Regions from separate parts of the Homo sapiens genome. Here region 2 is linked to region 1. Evidence: read pairs that join two places in POLR2A ChIA-PET (ENCODE). Cell type or tissue: Caco-2. All regions are shown on one strand.

Evidence for each region. ChIA-PET counts read pairs that join two places held together with the same protein. Peaks named below come from ENCODE experiments on the same cell type or tissue, not always from the same donor. Only the 100,000 strongest peaks of a DNase experiment are listed, where the experiment ranks them.
Region 2: POLR2A ChIA-PET joins it to region 1 with 5 read pairs; 2 of 35 experiments call an interaction of 5 or more read pairs at or near these places.

Annotation. Positions count from the first base shown.
Region 1 is chr11:120,727,673-120,730,172 of GRCh38, forward strand. The region is part of intron 3 of GRIK4 (glutamate ionotropic receptor kainate type subunit 4); the gene reads left to right. Among named protein-coding and RNA genes, the nearest start is that of GRIK4, 220 kb to the left of the region's middle. In Caco-2, no CTCF peak of the experiment used is centred here; no DNase peak of the experiment used is centred here.
Region 2 is chr11:120,220,164-120,222,663 of GRCh38, forward strand. All of the region lies in intron 1 of OAF (out at first homolog), which reads left to right. Among named protein-coding and RNA genes, the nearest start is that of OAF, 10 kb to the left of the region's middle. RefSeq lists an enhancer at 547-1,046. In Caco-2, no CTCF peak of the experiment used is centred here; a DNase peak (open chromatin) is centred at 1,108.

The sequences.
Region 1 (2,500 bases):
AAATGATAAAAGACATGAAAGATAACATAAATCAGAAGTAGAAAAACTTAGAAATGGGATGCAGATTCAAGAAAGAATTAGAAATAGAAGGAAAAACATTATTTTATAAATGAAAATAAAACTATAAGGAGCACAAGAACCAATAAACACTATAAATAATGCTTATGAGAAACAAAAAGCACAAAGGGAGGAAAATTTTAGAATCAAAAAGAAATTAAGAATGTGATAAATATGGTTTGAGAGAAAAATGACAAATATTGAAGATAGGCAATGAAGATCCAATATGTGAACAATAGGCATCCCTGTGAAGCAAAAACCAAAGTAACATCCTAAAAATTATAATTCAAAAAGCCTCATGAAATTAAACATATATAAATTTAAACTTGTATATTGAAAGAGCACACTGTGCACCTCAGAATATTAACTCAGAAGAACCAAGACATATTTTAGTAATATAACTGGGTTTTAAAGAAAAAGAAAAAAAATACTTTGGACATCTAAGCTAAAAGTGACATATAGGAGAAAGAAAATGACATTGTCATTCTGACTTTTCTACAGTCATATGTTATGAGAGAAGAAAATGGAATAACATATTAAAGGTATTCAAAAAAGAAAATGTGAACATGAGCCAAGGATTTTATATTCAGTAAAATCGACCTTCAAGTGTGAAGAACACACACTTATATTAACGTAACATGTAAGAACTGAGAGAATATTGTTCCCAAGAGCCCTCCTTCGGGAATCTGCTAACGAATGAATTTCAGACAACAAAATAACTAGAGAGAGATTGACATAAAACCAATGATGAGCATTAAACAAGATTGAGAGTTAATAGGGATATATTATGATCTGACAATATAGATATAATATTAAAAATGGGGAGAATAGAGATGGTATATGCAAAACATTTTAAGCTTTTAAAAATATCTTTTCACAATTTTATTTTTAATTTTTGTGGGTACATAGTAGGTGTATATATTTATGAGGTACATGAGATACTTTGATACAGGCATACAATGTATAATAATTACATCATGGTAAATGGGGTATTCATCCCCTCAAGCATTTATCCTTTGTGCTACAAGCAATCCAATTAAACTCTTTTAGTTATTTTTAAATGTACAATTAAATTATTATTGACTATAGTCACCCTGTTGTGCTAGCAAATACTAGGTCTTATTCATTCTTTTAAACTATTCTATTGCACCAATTAACTATCCCCACTTTCTCCCCACTTCCCCACTACCCTTCCTAGCCTCTGGTAACCATCCTTCTACTCTCTTTCTCCATGAGTTCAATTGTTTTGATTTTTAGATCCCACAAACAAGTGAGAACATGCGAAGTTTGTCTTTCTGTGCCTGGTTTATTACACTTAATATAATGGTCTCCAGTTCCATGTATTTTGTTGCAAATAATATTATCTCATTTTTTATGGCTGAATAGTACTCCATTGTGTATATGTACCACATTTTCTTTATCCATTCATCTGTTGACGGACACTTAAGTTGCTTCCAAATCTTGGCTATTGTGAATAGAGTTGCAATAAACATGGGAGTGCAGATATCTCTTTGATACACTGATTTCCTTTCTTTTGGGTACATACCTAGCAGTGGATTCCTGGATTGTATGGTAACTCTATTTTTAGTTTTTGAGGAATTTCCATACTGTTCTCCTTAGTGGTTATACTAATCTACATTCCCACCAGCAGTGTGTGAGGGTTCCCTTTTCTCCACATGCTTGCCAGCGTTTGTTATTGCCTGACTTTTGGATAAAAGTCGTTTCAACTGGGGTGAGATGATATCTTGCTGTAGTTCTAATTTGCATTTCTCTGATCATCAGTGATGTTGAGCACCTTTTCATGTGCCTGTTTGCCATTTGTACGTCTTCTTTTGAGAAATGTGTATTCAGATCTTTTGCCCATTTCTTAATTGGATCATTGGACTTTTTCCTATAGAGTTGTTTGAGCTCCTTATATATTCTGGTAATTAATCTCTTGTCAGATGAGTAGTTTGCAGATATTTTCTTCTATTCTGTGGGTTATCTCTTCAGTTTGCTGACTGTTTCCTTTGCTGTGCAGAAGTTTTTTAATTTGATGTGATCCTTATTTGTCAATTTTTTTCTGTGTTTGCCTGTGCTTGTAGGGTATTACTCAAGAAATCTTTGCCCAGACCAGTGTCCTGGAGAGTTTCTCCAGTGTTTTCTTGTAGTAGTTTCATAGATTGAAGTCTTAGCTATGAGTCTTTAATCCATTTTGATTTTATTTTTATATATGGTAAGAGATATGGGTCTACTTTCATTCTTTTGCATATGGATATCTAGCTTTCCCAGCAACATTTATTGAAGAGACTGTCTTTTCCCCAGTGTACATTCTTGGCACCTTTGTTGAAAATGAGTTCACTAGGTGGGGCACGGTGTCTCATGCCTGTAATCCTAGCACTTCTGGAGGCTGAGGTGGGTGTACCACTTGAGCTCAGGAGTTCAGGACCGGTCTGGGCAATAC
Region 2 (2,500 bases), 510 kb before region 1:
CAGGCAGAGTCTGATTCAGCTCCAAACCACAGGTCCCTCATGTCACCCCAGGCTCAAACCCACCAGTGACTTCCAGAGAGGCACAAGAGGAAGCCTCCCACTCCTCAGCCTGGTTCAGACCCTGCGTCCTGCTTGTGTCCTGACCCCTTGCCAGCCTCATCAGCACTCACGACCCTTCCCCTCCTCCCCTAGTACATTCCCACCGCTTTTCTCAGAGAACTCTTCCATGCTGTTGTTCATTCACCCTTCATGTATTCCTTATCAGATGTTTATTGAGCACCTGCTGTGTTCCAGGGGGCAGGGATGCACTTCAAGCAAGCCACTTTTCCTGGCTCAAGAAGTTGAGTCTGGAAAGAAAGACAAGTAAAGAGGTCAGCAAAAACACAGTGGGAGTAAACAGTGGGATTTGTGCTCTAGAGGCAGCGACTGGGATTGGCCAACTCTGCAGAAGGGCTGGTGAGGGCAGCACTGGGAGGGCAGTCAGAGGAGGGTCGTTTGTGAGCTGTGCCCTGCACACAAGGCACAGCTGAGACAGCTGAGCACAGGGCATCCCGGCAGAAGAACCTGCTCACAGAAAGGCCTAGGGGTGACACAGCATCGCTCATTCTGGGAACTACAAGCTCTCCGGTTCAGTGCATGGGAAGTGCAACAGTTGCTGTGAGCAGGGACCTGGGATGCCAGGCTCTGGGGTTAGGCTTTCTGGTGAGGACAAAGGGAGCCCTTGAAGGGCATTCGGCCACTCGGGTGATAGTAGCATGGAGGGATGATTGGGTGGGGGCACTGGGAGACTCATGCCTGGCTGTCTTCTGTAAATGCCTCATTGCTGGAAAGCCCTCCATCCTTTAACTGTCAAGGGCCAATGAGGAGTCCCTCACTGTGCGAAGTCTTCCCTCCCTCATGCCACCCCCAGCCCCAACCTTAAGGGGACAACGAGCACTCCCTCATCCACCCTTTACCTCCATTGCACTTGGAGTAAACCTCAATCCTAGGCCTATTGTTTGCTGACTTGAGTTGTCAGAAGTCAGCCTCCTCCACCATCCCCTGGAAAACAGGAATCTGTGTCTTGGCCAAGGCCACTCCCCTGCCCAGGTGTTTGTGAAGGCCCTGCCCCATGTCCTGCTAATCAGTGCTCTCCCACTGATTGGCTGATTACTTGCAAGCCCCAGAGGAGTCACCTGACCTGTCTAGGCCATAGGTACATCTAGAAGAGAACAATCTCAACTCCTGGGTCTTCAGGAGTGGAGTAGATTTCAGGTGGAGCAAGGCAGACATAGAGCCAGGAATTGCAGCCACAAGAGAGAAACTGAAAGTTCAGCCCACTGTGTTCTGAAACCTTTCACTCATTTATTCCCTGCAACAGTCCCTTGAGGTAGATACTATCATTTTATTCAGCTTGCCAATGTGGAAACTATGGTACAGAGAGGTTAAGTAAATCCCTTCAAGGTTATGTGGCCAGCAGAGGCAAAGCCAGGATCTGAACATGGGTAACACTGGCTCCAGAGCCTTTGTTCTTAAATTCTGTGCTATCCTAGAGCCTACCTACTCCTTACTTAAAACTACAGACGAGGACCCTAGCAAACACTATTTCCCCAGGGTACTTGCCACACCCTCTGCGTGGCCCAGATCCTGGCCCTGGATGTAGTATGCTCCAGTTCTTCCAGGTAGGCTGGAGATTCCTGGAAGCTTGTGGGAGAAGGAGCCTTATAACAACCTCCCGTCTTGGGGACCCTATCCTGGGTCCTGAGCCTCAGGAGCCTGCCTGCAGTCCCTGTTGTAGGCTCTTCCCCAGCTAAGCATCTGCTTTAGGTGTTAGGCCACATGAAGTACGTCATCCCAACAGATTCCTGGGCAAGGAGGAAGGCTGGGAGTCAGGCTTCCATCTGGCCTGGGCTTAGCATCTGAGGGGACTTTCACCCTTCCCTGTGAAGGTTGGAAGAAGAGGGGGCCCCAGAACCTTGCCAGGGAGTCTGAGGTGCAAGGAGTGGAAAGCGGGAGGGACACTGGTCAGGATGATGGAGTCCTGTTACCAAATAGACCCAGAAAGTAGGGCTGCCCACTCCTTCTCAGGGATCAGCAAGTGGAATGTGCTTTTCTGGGGAAATAGGACGAAAGGGCCGGGCGCAGTGGCTCACACCTGTAATCCCAGCACTTTGGGAGGCCAAGGCAGGCGGATCACCTGAGGTCAGGAGTTCGATACCAGCCTGGGCAACCTGGTGAAACCCAGTCTTTACAAAATACAAAAATTAGCCGGGCATGGTGGCACATGCCTGTAATCCCAGCTACTCCAGAGGCTGAGGCCGGAGAATTGCTTGAGCCTGGGAGGCGGAAGTTGCAGTGAGCCGAGATTGCACCACTGCACTCCAGCCTGGGTGACGGAATAAGACTCGGTCTCCAAAAGAAAAAAAAAAAAACAACCATGCACACAAAGGAGAGACCGGAGAATTTGTAGTTTAAAAAGTCCTGGCAGAGGCCGGGTGCAGTGGCTCACGCCTGTAATCCC